Regions from separate parts of the Homo sapiens genome. Here region 2 is linked to region 1. A link is a loop called in an ENCODE intact Hi-C map of the cell type or tissue named here. Cell type or tissue: PC-9. All regions are shown on one strand. Links, peaks and the distances in the headings refer to the core of each region. The heading gives the core; the rest is flanking DNA. Region 1 overlaps LOC105370029 (a long non-coding RNA gene). Region 2 holds the start of OASL (2'-5'-oligoadenylate synthetase like).

The links. A loop is a pair of places that touch in the nucleus more often than their neighbours do. Peaks named below come from ENCODE experiments on the same cell type or tissue, not always from the same donor. Only the 100,000 strongest peaks of a DNase experiment are listed, where the experiment ranks them.
Region 2: it touches region 1 in a loop (5-fold over the local background); 1 of 110 quality-filtered maps calls a loop at or near these places.

The regions. Positions count from the first base shown.
Region 1 is chr12:120,669,741-120,680,014 of GRCh38, reverse strand. LOC105370029 (a long non-coding RNA gene) reads left to right here. Exons shown (of 3, transcript XR_945449.3): 3 at 3,621-3,839. It also overlaps a transcript of CABP1 not described here. Among named protein-coding and RNA genes, the nearest start is that of MLEC, 12 kb to the left of the region's middle. RefSeq lists an enhancer at 5,702-5,801. In PC-9, for the core only: no CTCF peak of the experiment used is centred there; no DNase peak of the experiment used is centred there.
Region 2 is chr12:121,029,368-121,040,199 of GRCh38, reverse strand. It overlaps OASL (2'-5'-oligoadenylate synthetase like), which reads left to right and starts at 954. Exons shown (of 6, transcript NM_003733.4): 1 at 954-1,426; 2 at 6,457-6,739; 3 at 8,583-8,758. The coding sequence starts at 1,229. RefSeq lists enhancers at 790-1,209, 789-1,288, 1,289-1,790. In PC-9, for the core only: no CTCF peak of the experiment used is centred there; a DNase peak (open chromatin) is centred at 6,119; H3K27ac peaks cover 2,005 bases.

The sequences.
Region 1 (10,274 bases), core at 5,715-9,714:
CTTCTAGTAGAGATGGGGTTTCACCATGTTGGCCAGGCTGGTCTCAAACTCCAGACCTCAAGTGATCCGCCCACCTCAGTCTCCCCAAGTATTGGGATTTCAGGCATGAGCTACCATGCTGGCCAGAAGAGACTTTTTTAAAGATAAAATTTGCCATAATTTCTTTTTTCTTTTTTTTTCTTGCTTTGAGACAGAGTTTCGCTCTTGTTGCCCAGGCTGGAGTGCAATGGCGCGATCTCAACTCACCGCAACCTCCACCTCCCGGGTTCAAGTGATTCTCCTGCCTCAGCGTCCCTAGTAGCTGGGATTACAGGCATGCGCCACCATGCCCAGGTAATTTTGTATTTTTAGTAGAGACGGGGTTTCTCCATGTTGGTCTTACTGGTCTTGAACTCCCGACCTCAGGTGATCCGCCCACCTCGGCTTCTCAAAGTGCTGAGATTACAGGCATGAGCCACTGCGCCCAGCCCAAAATTCACCAAAATTTCATCCAAAACTGATATAAGGCATATAAACCCAGGTCCTGACAGAGCAGCTTCTCAATAATCATTGGTTCCTACTTATCCGATGCTCTTAATGACCTCAAAACGTTGGAAAACTAGGTCATGTTCCCTTTTTTGCAGATGAGAAGCTAAAGCTCAGAGAGTTGAGGGATTTGTCCAAAGTCACACAATGAACAGCCAGAATCCAATGTTTTGGCATCTAATATACTTCTTTTCCTTTGAGCCTGGCTATGTAGCAAACATAGTTTGGTGCAAATCACAGCTCTGCCATTAGTCACTGTGTGACTTTGGGTAAATGAATTCACCTCTTTGATCCTTAGTTTCTTCATTTGTGGGATGGAGAGAATAATTGTGCCCACCTTGTAGGACTGTTAAAAATAAGAAAACATATTTTAAATAAACAAAAAATTAAAGTTGGTTTTTTTTTTTTTTTTTTTTGGAGATGGTGTCTCACTCTGTCACCCAGGCTGGAGTGCAGTGGCGTGATCTCATCTCACTGCAACCTTGGCCTCCTCAGTTCAAGTGATTCTCCTGTCTCAGCCTCCCAAGTAGCTGCGACTACAGGCATACACCACCACGCCTGGCTACTTTTTGTATTTTAGTAGAGACAAGGTTTCACCATGTTGGCCAGGCTGGTCTCGAACCCCTGACCTCAAGTGATCTGCCCCCCCCTCAGCATCCCAAAGTACTGGGATTACAGGCATGTGTCACCACGCCCGTCCAGGATGTGGTTTTTAAAATTAGCATTGTGGGACCATTGAGCACGTAGCTAAGTGATCAGTAAATCATAGTCGTGGGTGTTTGGGGCATAGAGACCTGGATTTAAAGCCTAGCTCCACTTCTTAGAGCTGTGTGGCCCTTGGAAAGTCGTTTCTCCTCTCTGGGCCTCAGTTGTCTCACTTGTACAATGGATATAATTAGAAGACCTACCATGTGGGGCTGTTAGGAGCCATTCACAGCGTGCCTGGCCCATAGAAGTCCTCAGTGCACAGAAGCTATTAATTATGTATGAAGAAATAATTATAACAGGTACCGCTGGCAATCTGATAAATAGAAAAGACCTTGATGAAGTGCTGAGGCTAAGGAGTGGGAAATACCCTTCTCCCCAAGGGAGAAAAAACCAAAGGGAACCAGAGTTCAAAAGGGGAAGGTGCAGCAGCTGTGTTTGAGCCCCGAGAGGCAATTTCACCTTGACCCATAAAACTGAAAAGGGTTGTGTCTTCCTGTCCAGATAAGGATCAGAAGAACAAAGCGTACTATTAATTAAGTCCTGCCTATTTTTAAGTTTATGGGATATTTTTCCCCCTTAAAGATAAACTCACAACAAAAGTTCAAAAGGCAAACACAAGGCAGGGGTGGGAGCCAGTCCTGCCAGCCCTGAAACTCTGAGGTGGGTGGTTTGGTCCCAAGACCAAGTTTGCTCACCTTGGGCCTCTGGGAGTTAGACCACAGAGGGACCAGAGCCATCCAGAGAGGTGGGGAGCCAGCCCACCGTGTCTGCTGGTCCTGGCCCCCAGGGTGCAACTCGAACTGAGAAACCTGGCCGGGTCCCCAACTTCGCAGGAGGGAGAATGGACTTGGTGTGTCTTCATGTCCCCCAAGAGGATATGAGTCACAGCGAAGAAGCCAGCCAGGCCCAGTGTGCTCATTGTCTAGGCAGAGAACAGAAAAAACAAGTGCCTTCCCTTCTGGGTGGCCTTGGACAAATCATTTCCCTTCTGCACCTTGGTTTCCTCATCTGTGAATGAGATGGTGATAACTTTCAGCCTCCTAGAGTTGCAATGAGTACGATAGAAAGCAACTTCAGCTGGGCGCTGTGGCTCACGCCTATAATTCCAACACTTCAGGAGGCTGAGGCAGGTGGATCGCTTGAGCCCAGGAGTTCAATACTAGCCTGGGCAACATCGTGAGACACCCCCCACTCCCATCTCTACAAAAAATAAAAACAATAGCTGAGCATTGTGGCGCATGCCAGTAGTCCCAACTACTTGGGAGGCTGAGGTGGGAGGATCACTTGAGCCCAGGAGGCAGAGGCTTCAGTGAGCCAAGATCGTACCACTGTACTCCAGCCTGGGCAACAGAGTGAGACTCTGTCTCAAAAAAAAAAAAAAAAAAAAAAAAGAAGGCTGGGCATAGTGGCTCATGCCTGTAATCCCAGCACTTTAGGAGGCCAAGGCAGGCAGATCACTTGAGGTCAGGAGTTCAAGACCAGCCTGGTCAACATGGTGAAACTTTGTCTCTACCAAAAATACGAAAATTAGCCAGGCATGGTGGCAGGCGCCTGTGGTCCCAGCTACTTGGGAGGCTGAGGCAGGAGAGTCGCTTGAGCCCGGGAGGCGGAGGTTGCAGTGAGCTGAGATCATGCCACTGCACTCCAGCCTGGGCAACAGAGTGAGACTCTATCTCAGGAAAAAAAAAAAAAAAAAACCACAAACTTCAAGAGAATGCCTTACAGACTTACAGAGTCTCACTATGTTGCCCAGGCTGCACTCAAACTCCTGGCCTTAACTGATCCCAAGTAGCTAGGATTACAGACGTGTACCACTGCACTCGGCTTGTTAGCTGCCTATATCATCATCTCCCAGACTTTTTACATTGTGTTAAGGACACAATTGTTGAGTCAGGAATGCCAGGAGGGTCTTTACTATCCACTGTCAGTGTAAGCTTGGCAAGTCACATTCCTTCTCTGAACCTAAGTTTCCTCACCTGGAAATGAGGTGTAAAGACAGAGTGAGATGGTGAATAAAAAGGACTAAAGTACACATACTCAGAAATAAATAAAGCTGACCGGGTGCGGTGGCTGATGCCTGTAATCCCAACACTTTGGGAGGCTGAGGCAGGCGGATCACCTGAAGTCGGGAGTTCAAGGCCAGCCTGACCAACATGGAGAGACCCCATCTTTACTAAAAATACAAAATTAGCCGGGTGTGGTGGCGCATGCCTGTAATCCCAGCTACTCAGGAGGCTGAGGCAAGAGAATCGCTTCAACCCGGGAGGCGGAGGTTGTGATGAGCCGAGATCACATCATCATGCTCCAGCCTGGGCAACAAGAGCAAAACTCTGTCTCAAAAAAAAAAAGAAGAAGAAGAAAGAAAGCAGCTGTTTTATTCTTTTCAGTTTCTTTCCTAGATCCAGACACATTGGGGAGGTAACGAGTCCTATAGCCACACCTGCACGTTGGATTATAAATGGCCAGGTTACTTGTCAGCTGCCCCTCCAGACAAGAGCATTCTGCCATGATGGGAAGGTAGTCTATCCACACCACATGTGCCTATTGAACAGGTGATATGTGACTGGTATGTCTGGGGAACTAATTCTTTGTTTAATTTTAATTCATTTAAATAGTCACATATGGCTAGTGGCTACCATATTGGACAGCAGAGTCTAGACTATTATCTCCATGAGACTAGGAATCAAGGCTGTTTTTTATTTTTTGAGATGGAGTCTCCCTCTCATCATGCAGGCTGGAGTGCAGTGGTTCGATCTCAGTTCACTGCAACCTCCACCTCCCAGGTTCAAGCGATTCCCCTGCCTCAGCCTCCCAAGTAGCTGGAATTACAGGTGCCCACCACCACGCCCAGCTAAATTTTGTATTTTTAGTAGAGATGGGGTTTCGTCATTTTGGCCAGGCTGGTCTCGAACTCCTGACCTCAGGTGATCAGCCTGCCTTGGTCTCCCAAAGTGCCGGGATTACAGGTGTGAGCCACTGTGCCTGCCTGATACAATAAATCATTGCTAAGTGCCTACTAGACACTGAAGACACTATGCTGGACAAGGTAGAAATGGTCTCTACCAACATGGAGCTTACATTCTAGTGAGGGGGAGGGAGCCTCAAACAATAAGCAGATACAAACATATTGTCGTACAATAAATATGTCAGGCCAGAGATTTCATGTGTGCTCTGAAGAATACAAATGAGCTGTGGTGGTGACTTCTGTCCTTCCTTCAAAAGATAAGTCAAGAAAAAGACATTTAAGTTCAACTCCAGAAATGAGAAGGATCTAGCTATTCAAAGAGTACAAGGAAAAGCACTCCAGGCAGAGGGAACAGCATGTGTGAGGGCCCTGAGCCAGGCCCTCCACTAAGCATTATGCAAGGGTTAATTTCTTCACATCCACCCCACAGGGTAGATAATTTATTATCATTAATAACAGATAATGGCCGGGGGCAGTGGCATACGCCTGTAATCCCACCACTTTGGGAGGTCGAGGCGGGTGGATCAATTGAGGTCAGGAGTTTGAGTCCAGCCTGGCTAATAGGGTAAAACCTCATCTCTACTAAAAATACAGAATTTAGCTGGGCGTGGCGGTGCACACCTGTAATCCCAGCTACTTGGGAGGCTGAGGTGGGAGAATCACTTGAACCCAGGAAGCAGAGGCTGCAGTGAGCCGAGATCACACCACTGCACTCCAGCAGGAGTGACAGAGTGAGATTTTGCCTCAAAAAACAAAAAACTAATGTTTAAAAAAACTAAAAATAAAAATAAACAGTGAGGGACTCCCTTCACACATACATCCTATACATGTACATCCCTTAACTCCCTTAAGTGGCAGAGCTGGGGTCAGAAACCAGATGCTTGGTATTTTTGGTGTTTTTTTTTTTTGGCGGAGGTGGGTGTTGGCAGAGAGAGTCTCTCTCTGTTGTCCAGGCTGGAGCACAGTGGCGGGATCTTGGCTCACTGCAACCTCTGCCTCCCGGGTTCAAGCGATTCTCCTGCCTCAGCCTCCCCAGTAGCTGGGACTGCAGGTGCGCACCACCATGCCCAGCTAATTTTTGTTGTATTTTTAGTAGAGACGGGGTTTCACCATGTTGGCCAGGCTGGTCTGAACTCCTGACCTCAGGTGATCCACCCGCCTTGGCCTCCCAAAGTGCTGAGATTACAGGCATGGCTACCCCGCCCTGCCAAAAAACATGTGCTTGTTAACACCAGAGCTCATCCCTCAATCATGATACTCAGACCCCTGTCCCCTCTGTAGGAAAGACAACCATTAGCTGGAGTGCAGAAGCAAGCAGCAGGCACCTCCAGGGAGATGAAAGGATACTCCAGCCCTGCAGTTCCTGCTACAGGCACAGCAGGATCAGGGCTGCCTTGCAGACAGCCCCTCCCTGGTCTAGGGCCAGATCCCAGATTTAAGCTGTGATTATCTTGTCACTGTCAATAAGAGGTTCTGCCATAGCCATTCAAGAATGCCATGCCCAACTTTCTCTTCTCCTTTTCTTGAGAAGGAATCGCTGAGGCGTGATGACACATGGGAGAGAGTGGTAGGCAACTGGAGAATAACAACCGACAAGAATGATAGTGAATACTTCTATTTAATTTTTTGTTTTGAGATATGGCCTCGTTCCATCATCCAGGTTGGAGTGCAGTGGCACGAACATGGTTCACTGCAGCCTCAACTTCTTGGGCTCAAGTGATCCCTGTGCCTCAGCCTCCTGAGTAGCTGGGACCACAGATTCCCACCACCATCCCTGGCTAATTTTTAATTTTTTAAAATAGAGATGGGGTCTTGCTGTGTTGCCCAGGCTGGTCTCAAACTCCTGGGCTCAAACGATCCTCTCACTTTGGCCTTCCAAAGTGCTGGAATTACAGGCATGAGCCACCACACCAGGCAGCAAAAACATTTACGATGCTTACTGCGTGCCAGGCACTATTCCAAAGGCTTCACATAGAATAATTTGTTTCATCTTCAGAACAACCCTATCACATCATCCCCCTGGTCAGGAAGCACTGGTGGTTTAGTAGTAGAATTCCTGCCTCCCTATAACATCATCTCCATTTTACAGATGAGGAAGCTGAGACCTCAAGAGTCTTATAACCTACCCAAGATGACGCGGCTGATAAGTAGTAGAGCTCAGATTGGAAACCAGATAGCTGGCTCCTGAACCTGCACTTGGTTTTTTTTAGACTTTTTTTTCTTTTTTTTGAGATGGAGTCTCGCCCTGTCACCCAGGCTGGAGTGCAGTGAGTGGCACGATCTCGGCTCACTGTAAACTCCGCCTCCCGGGTTCAAGCGATTCTCCTGCCTCAGCCTCCCACGTAGCTAGGACTGCAGGTGCCTGCCACCATGCCCGGCTAATTTTTTGTATTTTTAGTAGAGACGGGGTTTCACCATGTTAGCCAGGATGGTCTCGATCTCCTGACCTCGTGATCTTCCCACCTCAGCCTCCCAAAGCGCTGGGATTACAGGTGTGAGCCACCACGCCAGGCCTTTTTAGATATTTTTTTTATTGTAAAATAAGACACAGAAAACCACACAGAACAATTGTACAACTTGGTGAATTATCATGAAGCAAGCACTCTTGTAATCACCTTACTTGTTAAGAAATAGAACTTTGTCAGACACCCCAGAAGCTCCTCTCTGTGCCCCTTTGCAATCATAGCTTTTTCCCTCCTTCTCTCTAAAAGCAACCACTTTCCTGACTTTTATAGTAATAATTCCCTTGGGTTTCTTTTTAAAAATCTTTTTCTTTTTTTCTTTTTTGCAATGGAATCTTGCTGTATCGCCCAGGCTGGAGTGCAGTGGCACGATCTCGGATCACTGTAACTTCTGCCTCCGAGGTTCAAGCTATTCTCGTTCCTCAGCCTCCTGAGTAGCTGAGATTGCAGGCGCACACCACCATGCCTGGCTAGTTTTTGTGTTTTTAGTAGAGACGGGTTTTCGCCATGTTGGCCAGGCTGGTCTTGAACTCATGACCTCAAGTGATCCACCCACCTCAGCCTCCCAAAGTACTGGGATGACAGACGTGAGCCACTGCGCCCAGCCTCCCTTGGGTTTCTTTGTGGTTTTTTTTTTTTTTTTCACCCAAGTGCACATCCCTACATACTATCATTTAGTCAGGCCCACTTTTTAAAACACGATACTTTTTAGTCTCTTTTGATCTATAAGTTCACTTTTTTTTTTTTTTTTTTGGAGTGCAATGGCGCTATCTTGACTCACTGCAGCCTCCGCCTCCTGGGTTCAAGCAATTCTCCTGCCTCAGCCTTCCAAGTAGCTGGGATTACAGGCCTGTGCTACCACGCCTGGCTAATTTTGTATTTTTAGTAGAGACAGGGTTTCTCCATGTTGGTCAGGCTGGTCCCGAACTCCCGACCTCAGGTGATCCGCCCACTTCGGCCTCCCAAAGTGCTAGGATTACAGGCGTGAGCCACCATGCCCGGCCCATCTCTTTCTTTTTCTTGTAATTTGCTTTGAAGAATATGAGCCATTTGACCTGTATTGTTTTTCCCAGTTTGGAGTTTGTGGATGTCAAAAACTGATGTCCTCCTCATGGTACAGCTCAACATGTTTCTCTGCCCCTGGATTTTTTGCAAATTGCTGGCTGGATCTCAAGGCATGATCAGATTCAGATTTGATCCCTTCAGCAACCCCAGGGGCTGGTGTTGTGTTCTCTCATCAGTGGTATCTAATGTCTGGCTTTCTGGTATTTTTGTTTGTCTGTCTTTGAGATGGGGTCTCGCTCGGTTGTCCAGGCTGGAATACAATGGCGTGATCATAGCTCACTGCAGACTCGAACTCCTGGGCTCAAGCAATTCTCCCACCTCAGCATCCCAAGTAGCTGGGACTACAGGTACATGCAACCACATCTGGCTAATTTTTAAAATTTTTTGTGGAGATGAGGTCTCACTATGTTGCCCAACCTGGTCTTGAACCCCTGGCTTCAAGTGATCCTCCCACCTCAGCCTCCCAAAGCACTGGGATTACAGGTGCAATCCACTGCACCCAGCCTAGCTCTCTGCTTTTTGATCAGAACTCATGCTTTTAACCACACTGCTATGGGGACGCCTCCTGGCTACCCTCAGCTGCCTGGGTTTTCTTCTATCTTCTGGACAGATTTGTCCCCAAAGGTGAGCCCTTCATAGCACCAGCGTTTCTGTGGCCGTGGGCCTGGCTAATGCCAGAAGGCAGCCCCTCAGAGTTCCCATCTGAGCCTCTCCACACTCCAAGGTCTGCGGAGGGATGGGGTCCTGCCTCCCTGTTGAGCGTCACCTCTCTCTGCTCCTCTCTCCAGCCCAGTACATCAGTTAGACAAAATTCCACTTAGTTTCCCAAAAGGGCCACACTCTCCCTTACCTCGGGGCCTTTGCATATGCTATTCCCAGACCAGAAATAGTGGTTGCTATTTCTTGCTCTGTTGCCCAGGCTGGAGTGCAGTGGCGCAATCTCGGCTCACTGCAGCCTCTGCCTCCCAAGTGATTCTCCTGCTCAGCCTCCCGAGTAGCTGGGATTGCAGGCGCGCACCACCATGCCTGGCTAATTTTTGTATTTTTAGTAGAGACGGTGTTTCACCATTTGGCCAGGCTGGTCTCGAACTCCTGACCTCAAGTGATCCGCCAGCCTTGGCCTCCCGAAGTGCTGGGATTGCAGGCATGAGCCACCATGCCCACCTCTCCTAACTAAGCACTGCTGATCCTTGAGGTCCTAGTAGATCTGTCCATTCCTCCCCACACCCACCCACCAGATTGAATCGGGTGCCTTTTATGTACCTCCAGGGCTCTAGGCTAACCTAGTGGGTACTACTAATATGTAGCACTTAGGCCACTAGATTACATTTCTCTGGTTTCTGATCTGTTTGCCCTGCTAGAGTCTGAACTCCTTGAGGACAGGAAGTCTTGCATGGGGCCTGGCACATAGTAGGAGCTCAATAAACATCAAGTGCATGTGTGCATGAATGAGCAGACAAATTGGCCTTTATGAGTCAGCAGGAGGCAAATCCAGGTGCAATAAAAGAGCTTTCAGACAAAGAGCTTTTCTTTTTGGTTTTCGAGACAAAAGTCTCACTCTGTCACCCAGGCTGAGTGCAGCGGTGCAATCTCCGCTCACTGCAACCTCTGCCTCCCGGGTTCAAGTGATTCTCGTCCTTCAGCCTCCCGTATAGCTGGGATTACAGGCATGAACTGCCACATCTGGCTAATTTTTGTATTTTTAGTAGAGACGGAGTTTCACCATGTTGGTCAGGCTGGTCTCAGACTCCTGACCTCAAGCGATCCACCCATCTCGGCCTCCCAAAGTGCTGGGATTACAGGTATGAGCCACCTCGCTCGGCCTTAGACAAAGAGCTTTTCTAAGATGACACACCCAGAGCTCCCCAGCAGGGAAGGTAGTGGTGCAGGTTGCAGAAAGAACTCTTGGCTAGGAAAGTGCATCTCAGTCCTTGAAAAGTCTCAGACCCCTTTCTTCAAACAGTCATACTAGGAACCCCAAAATATAAGACAAGTTGCTGGGCACTGTGGCTCACGCCTGTAATCCCAGCACTTTGGGAAGCTGAGGTGGAAGGATCCCTTGAGGCCAGGAGTTCAAGACAGCCTGGACAACAGATTGAGACCCTGTCTCTACAAAAAAAATTTAAAAATCAGCTGGTGTGCATCTGTAGTCCTAGTTATGCAGGAGGCTGAGGCAGGAGGATCGCTTGAGCCCAAGAGTTCAAGACTGCAGTGAGCTATGATCCCACCACTGCACTCCAGCCTGGGTGCCAGAGTGAGACCCTGTCTCTAAAACAAAGAAAGAAAGAAAAAAAAACGTTTCCTGGCGGGAGCCAAAACAAAAAACAAAAGCAAATAAAAATAATTTTAAAATGAACAAACCAACAAAAAGACAAATTACTGGGGAGGAGTCCTAGCTTCAGCAGGGGAGGAGGCAGGAGGACTGCCCTGGGCCTCCCCTTACCCTGAGCATTAAGGGGCCTCTGAACAGTAGCCTGACTACATTCTCCATTTCCTTTATCACAACTGGCATATCTATGATTCTTTTTTTTTTTTTCAGACAGAGTCTC
Region 2 (10,832 bases), core at 4,375-8,374, 360 kb before region 1:
TGAACTCCTGGCCTCAAGTGATCCTCTCACCTTGGCCTCCCAAAGTGCTGGGACTACAAGCATGAGCCACCATGCCCAGCCCGGATCCCCAGTCTTTAAGATTCCTCTCAAGCAGGTGTCTGCTAACACCAAATGAAACTCATCTGCCGGCTTCATGTTTTCATGCTTTTTTCCTACTTAACTCATCGCACTGGACTTTTGCAGTCTCTTTTTTCTGTGTCTCCTCCACCGTTCTGGGAGTCCCCTTGGAACAGGAACCTCATCTTATTTTGTCTTCTTGGCTCAATGCATGAACTTCTTGGTTCAGTGCGTGAATCATAATACCTGTTAAACCCACTCTATGGGCCGGGCGCGGTGGCTCACGCTGTAATCCTAGCACTGTGGGAGGCCGAGGTGGGCGGATCATTTGAGGTCAGGAGTTTGAGACCAGCCTGACCAAAATGGTGAGACCCCCGTCTCTACTAAAAATACAAAAAAAAAATTAGCCGGGCGTGGTGGCACATGTCTGTAGTCCCAGCTACTAGGGAGGCTGAGGCAGGAGAATCGCTTGAACCCGTGAGGCAGAGGTTGTAGTGAGCTGAGATTGCACCACTGCACTCCAGCCTGGGCAACAGAGCAAGACCCGGCCAAAAAAAAAAAAAAACAAAAAAACAAAAAAACCCACTCTATGAATAGTGAGGGTCAAAGAGGTTAGAGTCTGGCACAGGTAGACTAGAATTCCCAGTCTGTTCTCTTGGGCTCCAGATTCTCACTCCACCACCTGAACACTAGTGAGTCCCTTCCGTTCCCAAGCCTCAATTTCCTTAGACAGATGTAAGCAGTTGAATTGACTAACAACTATCCAACCCCAACCTACTGGGCAAGTTGCCTCCTTTGGGGTCAAACACTATCCAACTTCAGTTTCCCAACGTCATAAAGGAGAACTCTAAAAGTTGAGAATCGAAACTGATGACAGATTGACTAGACGGCCAGCCTGTTAAGGTGGCCCCAGATATTCCAGCCTCAGCCCAGAGTCCTCCTGTGCCCCTACTGCAGCAAGGGTGTCTCCAAGAAGGGGGACCTGGAGTCAGCCCGTCACACCTGGTTTCCTCTCTGCTAGGGTCCCTCCTCCCACAGAGCACTGGAGGGCAGCTGAGGAGGAGCTACCTTAAAAAAGGAGGTGTGTGCCAGGGAGCTGGGTAGGAGCCTGGCTATATATCTGCCCAGCAGCGGTACTCTCGGGACAGAGATGGCACTGATGCAGGAACTGTATAGCACACCAGCCTCCAGGCTGGACTCCTTCGTGGCTCAGTGGCTGCAGCCCCACCGGGAGTGGAAGGAAGAGGTGCTAGACGCTGTGCGGACCGTGGAGGAGTTTCTGAGGCAGGAGCATTTCCAGGGGAAGCGTGGGCTGGACCAGGATGTGCGGGTGCTGAAGGTAGTCAAGGTAAGACTGGGCTCCTCCAGCCCCCACGCAAGACAAAACCCAGTATCAGAGTCCACGTCCCTGGGGATGCTGGGGACCCCTGTCCTCCTTATCCCTAGCCCATGCTGATGACATCTCAGAATACCCCATCCCACCTAGCTGTCTACACCCCACTGCACCACTGCCTTGAGTAGAATGAGTCTAGTAATAATAGCTCACATTTGGGGGCTCACTGGACTAACCTCTTAACATACACTATCTCTAATTCTTGCACTCTGTGAGATAGGTACTATTCTTTGCCCAGTTTACAGATTAGCAAATGGAGGCTCAGAACCAATACAATGCGAGGTCCTTGGTTGGATCCTAGTGTGAATGAACCATCTGTAAAATATAGTTTGGGGACAACTGGCCTAGATATCAGATAGTACATATATCTGATATGGGAAATCATTGTTGATTTTGTTAGGTGTAACAGTAGTTTTGTGGTTATCAGAAGGTTGTCTTTTGTTTGGACACGAACACTGAAGTATTTTAGGGACAAAGTTCCTTGGTGCCTATAATTTACTTTAACGTGGCTTAGATTAAGCACATGTAGCCAGGAATTTAGACTTGTTGAATCAACTAGTTGGGTATATGAGTGTTAGTTGTATCATCTATTTTTCTATGTGTTTTAACTTTTTGATAATAAAATGACTTTTTTTTTTTTTAGAGACAGGGTCTCGCTCTGTCACCCAGGCTGGAGTGCAGTGGCACAATCACCACTCACTGTAGCCTCAATCTCCCTGAGCTCAGGTGATCCTCAGCCTCCTAAATAGCTTGGGATTACAGGCATGCACCACCATGCTCAGCTAATTTTTGTATTTTTTGTAGAGATAGGGTTTCACCAATGTTGCCCATGCTGGTCTCGAACTCCTGGGATCAAGAATATGCCCACCTTGGCCTCCCAAAGTGCTGGGATTACAGGTGTGAGCCACCATGTCTGGCCGGCCAATAAAATGATTTTTGTTTTTGTTTTTTTTTTTTTGAGACAGAGTCTTGCTCTGTCACCAGGCTGGAGTGCAGTGGCACGATCTCAGCTCACTGCAACCTCTGCCTCCCAGGTTCAAGCAATTCCCCTGCCTCAGCCTCCCAAGTAGCTGGGACGACAGCGCCCACCACCACGCCCGGCTAATTTTTTGTATTTTAGTAGAGACAGGGTTTCACCGTGTTGGCTAGGATGGTCTCGATCTCCTGACCTCATGATCTGCCCTCCTCGGCCTCCCAAAGTGCTGGGATTACAGTGAGCCACTGCACTCGGCCTAAAATGATTTTTTAATGGAGGCTCAGAGAGGTGAGGTGACTTGCCCAAGGTCACACAGTGTTGAAGCTGGGATTTGAACTTGACTCAAGGGACCCAAGCCCCCCTCACTGAGATTTTCCCCCAAGCCCTTCCTCCAGCTGTTTCATGCCACCGCCTGTGCTAGCTAAGATCAAAATTCAAGAGGGTCGGAGCTAGAAAGACTTTGGAGAATCAGACAGTCTCACCAATGACTCACTTAAAAAATTAAGTAAACCGAGGCACAGAGAGGGTGAGAGATACCCCAAGGTCACACAGCGAGTTGGTGGCAAAGGCAAGACTAGAATTAGGACCCCTGACTCCCAGCCCAGTGCTCAAGTTCTCTCTCTAGGGGCAACCAACTCACAGAGGGATCTAGAAGCCCTGGGCCCCTATCCGTTCTTTGCACCTATCCCCAGCATATGAAGCCTGAGGCCATACAATTTATAAGTGAGAAACCACAAATTTTGATATTAGACAGACTCTTCGCTTCTTCCTTTACCAGCTGTGTGGTTTTGACCTTCCCACTCTTCTTTCTCAAACCCACATTCTTTTCATCTGTGATTGGGGCATCATCATCATCTCTCCCTCACCAAGCCAGTGGTGCAATGCAGGCTGAATGATTCATGCACGATAAATGCTCAGAAACAGAAGCATCATTATAATTCTTGCCAAGCTTTCTTCTGGGCCTGGGACTCAAGTCTGACTCTGGCAGACCCTCCTAGACCACCCCCTCCCCAACAAACTTGAGAATAAAGTGGAGGGAATAAGGAATGTCTGGTAAGAGGAGGATGCTACAAGAATAAGTTTATTGTGTGTGTGTGTGTTCCACCACGCCTGGCTAATCTTTGCATTTTTAGTAGAGACGGGGTTCCATCATGTTGGCCAGGCTGGTCTCGAACTCCTGACCTCAAGTGATCCACCCACCTCGGCCTCCCCAAATGCTGGGATTACAGGTGTGAACCACCACGCCCGGCCAAGAATGAGTTTTTACGGCAGGAAATGCTATTTACCTAAGCCTCAAATACTTCCTGCACATCATAGCCACTTTTCCTCTTGAAACCACTAAATGGTAGCAATCCCCAGTGAGCCATGACTAATGAGGAATAATATATCTTATTTAGAGTCTAAACCCTCCCGTTCCCCACCCTCTGAAAATCTAGTGAGCGGAGCTGGTCCACATAAGGGAATGCTCGTCTTCAAATGAATTGTGCTTAAATAGGTTTAAAACTGAAGCAAATCAGGAAGCCTGTTCTGGATGTGTTCTTTTCTCTCTGCCTGGATCTTACCAGTGGGAAAGGCAGAAAGGGAAGTCTACGCCAGGCACAGTGGCTCACGCCTGTAATCCCAGCACTTTGGGAGGCCAAGGTGGGAGGATTGCTTGAGCCCAGGAATTCGAGACCAGCCTGGGCAAAATGGTGAGACCCCCGACTCTACAAAAATATATATAAAAAATTAGCTGGGCATGGCGGTGCATGCCTGTAGTTCCAGCTACTCCGGAGGCTGAGGTGGGAGGATTGCTTAAGCCCAGGAGGTCGAGGCTTCAGTGAGTGAAGATCGTGCCATTGCACTCCAGCCTGGGCAACAGAGCAAGACCCTGTCTCAAAAAGAAAGGGAAGTCTAGACTGGCCTTCGGGGGGAATGTGTCCTTCATTCACACACAGGGTGCCATCTCCAACCCTCTCCCAGGGGGTGGAGGTGCTGGGTCTGAATGCCCATGGTCCCTTGGAAGCAGGGCCTGGCTCACAGCCTTGGGTCACGAGGAAGAAAGAGGCGGAAGAACCATCCCCTACTTGAGTTCTGGCTCTTTCTCTGACTCTGCTGCCTTCTGGCTGGGAGACCATGGCAAGCTCCTCACTGCCTCAGTCTTCTCATCTGTACATTGGAGATAATTCTCCTAGTACCCACCTCAATACAGGAAGTGAAGGCGTTTTTTTTTGTTGTTTTGTTTTGTTTAGATGGAGTCTCGCTGTGTCGCCCAGGCTGGAGTGTAGTGGCGAGATCTCAGCTCACCACAACCTCTGCCTCCTGGGTTCAAGCGATTCTCCTGCCTTAGCTTCCCCAGTAGCTCGGATTACAGGTGCACACAACCACACCTGGCTAATTTTTGTATTTTTAGTAGAGATGTGCTTTCACCATGTTGGCCAGGCTGATCTCGAACTCCTGACCTCATGATCCGCCCACCTTGGCCTCCCAAAGTGCTGAGATTACAGGCATGAGCCATCATGCCTGGCTGGGAAGTAAAGATTAAAAGGAATAATATGTATACAGGGCTCTTATGGGTGCCAGACACAGGGCGTGCTCATGTCATCCAGCATCCGTGCTCATGTCACACAGGGCATGTTATATCATCCGGCAACAGCTGGAATCTGATTCTTGTGCAGTGACTCCAACCACCAAGAAAAGTAGCCTTCTGGGGGTCTGATGCCTCCCTAGCAATTCCACCTCCCAACACAGAATGAGAAGGAGAGGAGGCCAGAGAGTTGTGGCGCTTTGCATACCAGAGGCACCAGGGCCTGGAGAGCTCATCTAGAATCTCAAAACATCGAAAAATCCCTTCTCGACCTCCTTCCATTACTAACAGGAAAACTGACCCCCCGGCAGCAGAAGAGATTGTCTAAGTCAGCTGGATAATGAGAAGAAAGAGAAATGTATTGCTGACTTCCTGTGTGCCAGGCACCCCACCAAACGCTTGGCATACATTATTTCATCTGATCCTCCCAGTAGCCCAGTGACTCTTGTTCCAACATTACTTTCATTTTACAGATGAGGGTCTCAGGAGTCAGAATGTTTACCCAGCTAAGAAACAGGGAAGAGTCAAGATCTTTTTCAGGCTGCTCCATTTCACAGCCTATGGCTCTTAAATCCACCAGGCAAACTTGCTCCTTGCTTTATAATGTCATGAAATTATTCAGCCCCACCACCACCCCCAGAATCCTCAAACAACCCTATGGAGTAGATGCTACCATTCCTCTGGAGTAGGCCTTACTCTGTGGGTAAGAAGACTGGGTCTCAGAAGCAATGCAGTGTAGTAGATAAGAAGCTGGGCATTTGGGGAGGCCAAGGGGGCAAATCGCTTGAGTCCAGGAGTTCGAGACCAGCCTGGGCGACATGCCAAAACCCAGTCACTACAAAAAATACAAAAATTAGCCAGGCATGGTGGCGCAGGCCTGTAGTCCTAGCTACTTGGGAGACTGAGGTGGGAGGATTGCTTGAGCCAAGATCATGCCACTGCAGCCCAGCCTGGGCAACGGGAGTGAAACCCTGTGTAAAAAAAAAAAAAGAGTCTGGGCTCTGAGGGCTGCAAACTGCGAGACCTGAGACAAATGACTAATGAGGAGAAAGACAAATGTGTTGCTGACTTCCTGTGTGCCAGGCACCCCACCAAACCCTTGGCATACATTATTTCATCTGATCCTCCCAGTAGCCCAGTGACTCATATTCTGCCATTGCTTTCATTTTAGAGATGAAGGTCTTAGGAGTCAGAACATTTACCTAGCTAAGAAACAGGGAAGTGTCAAGATCTTTTTCAGGCTGCCCCATTTCTCCATCCCATGTCTCGAGATCCTCCAGACATCTCAGTTTTCTCACCTGTAAAGTGTGGGTATTAGTACTACCCACAACCCATCCCTCAGCGGGTGGTGAGCATTCAGTGAGACAGTGCATGTGAAGTGCCGCAGGGGTTGCCTGGCTCATGGCAGTGGGCCTCAGGGTGACGGGGCTCTGTGTTCTGCAGGTGGGCTCCTTCGGGAATGGCACGGTTCTCAGGAGCACCAGAGAGGTGGAGCTGGTGGCGTTTCTGAGCTGTTTCCACAGCTTCCAGGAGGCAGCCAAGCATCACAAAGATGTTCTGAGGCTGATATGGAAAACCATGTGGCAAAGCCAGGACCTGCTGGACCTCGGGCTCGAGGACCTGAGGATGGAGCAGAGAGTCCCCGATGCTCTCGTCTTCACCATCCAGACCAGGGGGACTGCGGAGCCCATCACGGTCACCATTGTGCCTGCCTACAGAGCCCTGGGTAAGGGGAGGGGAAGCTCACCCGACTCACACACTTGCCCACCCCAGGAGACTTCCCAGTGTCTCACCTTTACTCATGGCCACGTGCACACACCCACATTTATTCATTTCATCTGTGTCCTATGCTTGGGGCTGGGTTATTGCAGTGCACAGGATTAACTCAACTCTGGCTATCATATTGCTCAACTTGGAATACAGAAATTGACCAAAGAATTGCAGAGATAAATACATGATTGCAGCCTGGGCGCGGTGGCTCACGCCTGTAATCCCAGCACTTTGGGAGGCCAAGGCAGGTGGATCATGAGGTCAGGAGTTGAAGACCAGCCTGGCCAAGATGGTGAAATACCATCTCTACTAAAAATACAAAAAATTAGCTGGGTGTGGTGGTGGGCGCCTGTAATCCCAGCTACTCAGGAGGGTGAGGCAGAGAATCACTTGAACCCAGGAGGCGGAGGTTGCAGTGAGTCAAGATCGCGCCATTGCACTCCAGCCTGGGCAACAGAGCAAGACTCCGTCTCAAAAAAACAAAAAACAAAAAAACAAACAAAAAAACATGATTGCAAATGGTGTAAATGCTCAGAGAAAAAGAATGGGGTGGCCTGGGTAACCACAGAAAGGGTGCTCAGGAAGTGACTTTCTGGGGAAACAACATTCAGGAGGCTCTGACACCCAGTGAGGGGAAGGAGCTAAAAGTGGGAGTGGGGGTCTGTCACTGCATTTTATAGAAGCAGATCCTAAGACATGGATGTGAGGATACGCAGTTTATTTGGGTATTCCTCCCAGGAAACACCGGTAGGGAAGTATGGAACTGAGATGGGAAAGGCAAGAATTCAATACAACGTGCGTCCATGGGCAAGTCACCACCCTGAGCTTCATGTCCTGGGAGAACTCACAGTCCCATTATGGAGCGAACCTCTTCGGGATCCCAAGTGGGACGCTGGCGTGCTTACTCACCAGCTTCCCAGCCGTCACTGGTTGGGGGCTGCTTTGGGAGCACTAACTCACTGGCCCCTGTTGTTTGTCCTCGGGCAGAGTCCTAGGTGTTTGAAGTAAAACCTACATGCTGCAAGCCCAGATCCTAGAGGTTTCATCTCATGTGCTAACTCCTATCAGCTGTAGTGGCTGGCTGCGTGGAGTTGCTCTTTGGAGAAGGTATAAGAGACAGGATCTGATTTTAGCAAGGAAGAGAGTGCTGGGATGTCTCAGTGATGTGTACCATGGAACTGGTTCCTGGTTCTCCCTATGAGTTTATATATATATATATTTTTTGAGACGGAGTCTCGCTCTGTCGCCCAGGCTGGAGTGCAGTGCCGTGATCTCGGCTCACTGCAACCTCCACCTCCAGGGTTCAAGTGATTCTCCAGCCTCAGCCTCCCGAGTAGCTGGGATTACAGCCCGCCACCATGCCATGCCTGGCTAATTTTTCTATTTTTAGTAGAGATAGGATTTCACCATGTTGGCCAGGCTGATTTCAAACTCCTAACCTCAGGTGATCCGCCCACCTCGGCCTCCCAAAGTGCTGGGATTACAGGCTTAAGCCACCACACCCGGCCTCCCTATGAGTATTGAAAGAGATACAAAACAGATATTAAAGAAAATGAGGGACATTGAGGACATCCAGGGAGGGGTCTGATGCATGGAAAGCCCAATGTTGGTTCTCCAGAGTAAGAATTTCACAAAAAGGACAATTAGACAAGGCAAACCTTTGGTTTCTGAAGATATGAGGTCTCAAGTGTCCCTGGAGGGATACTTCCAATGTAAAGGCAGGCTCTCCCCAAAATACTACTTACCACCCTCTGGCTTCCTCAATCCCCAATCTCTTCCTTTGCTCCTTCACTCCTCAGGGCCTTCTCTTCCCAACTCCCAGCCACCCCCTGAGGTCTATGTGAGCCTGATCAAGGCCTGCGGTGGTCCTGGAAATTTCTGCCCATCCTTCAGCGAGCTGCAGAGAAATTTCGTGAAACATCGGCCAACTAAGCTGAAGAGCCTCCTGCGCCTGGTGAAACACTGGTACCAGCAGGTGAGGGGGCTGCCAGGATGGCAGGGGCAAGGAGAGGGAAGAGGGTGAGGAGGAAAGGCAGGGCCTGATTTTCATCTCAGGAAGCTGCAGCCAGGGGAAATGGAAGCAGGTAGAGAGGGAGAGAATGCTAGTCTTTTGAAATGTAAAGTGAAACCGTCAGTGAAGAAGGTGGAAAAGGAGGAGAGGAGGAGGAAGAGGAGAAAGAAACAGAGAAGGAAGGAGAAAAATAGGTGCTCTACAGTATTTCAGTAAACTAGTTATTTTTATTTTATTTTATTATTTTTTTTTGAGACAGGATCTTGCTTTGTTGCCCAGGCTGTAGTGCGGTGGTGCAATCACCACTCACTGTAGCCTCCACCTCCCTGGATCAAGACCTCCCTGGCTCAAGTGATCCTCCCACCTTAGCCTCCTAAGTAACTGGGACTACAGGCATGCACAACCATGCCCAGCTAATTTTTTTTATTTTTCTTTTGTAGAGACAGGGTCTCACTATGTTGACCAGCCTGGTTTCGAAGTGGTCTCAAGCGATCCTCCCACCTTGGCCTCCCAAAGTGCTGGGATTACAGGCACGAGCCACCACACCCACCCCACATGTTCTTGTTACCCTTCAATTACAGTCTAGGCCTGGCAGATGTCAGCTTCGCCGGGTACTGTGGCCATTCGTCACAGCAGGTTAAGGACTAACAAGGGGAAGGATTTCTTTAATTCCACCCCAGGAGTCGAAAAGAGGGCATGTGTGAGTGTAAACAGCCCTCAGGGACATTTCTCAGGCAGCAGCTCAGTCAGTTTTGGAAACAAAATCTTCCTCCGAGATAACGGAAACTCCAACTGCAAAACAGAACTCAGAGACAAAAATCATTTATTATATAGAACTTGCAGAGAAGTTACAAGGGAATCAGACAGCAGAAGGAAAGATTTGATCCAATAAAAATAAAATAGGCTGGGCATGATGGCTCACGCCTGTAATCCCAGCATTTTGGGAGGCCGAGGTGGGCAGATCATGAGATCAGGAGATCGAGACCATCCTGGCTAACACAGTGAAACCCCATCTCTACTAAAAATACAAAAAAATAGCCAGGCGTGGTGGCGGGCGCCTGTAGTCCCAGCTACTCGGGAGGCTGAGGCAGGAGAATGGTGTGAACCCAGGAGGCGGAGCTTGCAGTGAGCCGAGATCGCGCCACTGTACTCCAGCCTGGGCAAGAGAGCAAGACTCTGTCTCAAAAAATAAAATAAAATATAACAGGGATTTAAAGAAAAAACAATTACCGGCCAAATGTGGTAGCTCACGCCTGTAATTTCAGCACTTTAGGAGGCTGAGGTAGGAGGATCACTTGAGCCCAAGGGTTCAAGACCAGCCTGAGCAACATAGTGAAACCCCGTCTCTACAAAAAATACAAAAATACAAAAATTAGCTGGGGGTGGTGATGGGTTCCTGTAGTCTCAGCTGCTCAGGAGGCTGAGGAGGAAGGATCACTTGAGCCCCGGAGGTGAAGTAAGTTGAGCTGGGTATTTTTTTTATCTATTCACTAAGGCTTACATCTTACAGATTACAGGCATCCTACATTTTATATATCATCTAAGTTTTAAGAATGTAACATTTCACTAATATTGAAGAAAATAAGTTATATTACCATGAGTTTAAATTTCTAACAAAATTATAATGTTATTAGTTATGGTTTACAAAATTGAGTGTTAAGGATGAATTTGCAAAAAGTTACAAAACAAATTAATTAACTTATAATTTTTTTTTTTTTGAGACAGAGTCTTGCTCTGTCGCCCAGGCTGGAATGCAGTGGCGCAATCTCAGCTCACTGCAAGCTCCGCCTCCCGGGTTCATGCCATTCTCCTGCCTCAACCTCCCGAGTAGCTGGGACTACAGGTGCCCGCCACCATGCACAGCTAATTTTTTATATTTTTAGTAGAGACGGGGTTTCACCGTGTTAGCCAGGATGGTCTCGATCTCCTGACCTTGTGATCCACCTGCCTTGGCCTCCCAAAGTGCTGGGATTACAGGCGTGAGCCACTGAGCCCAGCCTTATAAATACATTTTAATTCAAAATTGAATTTCTAAGGT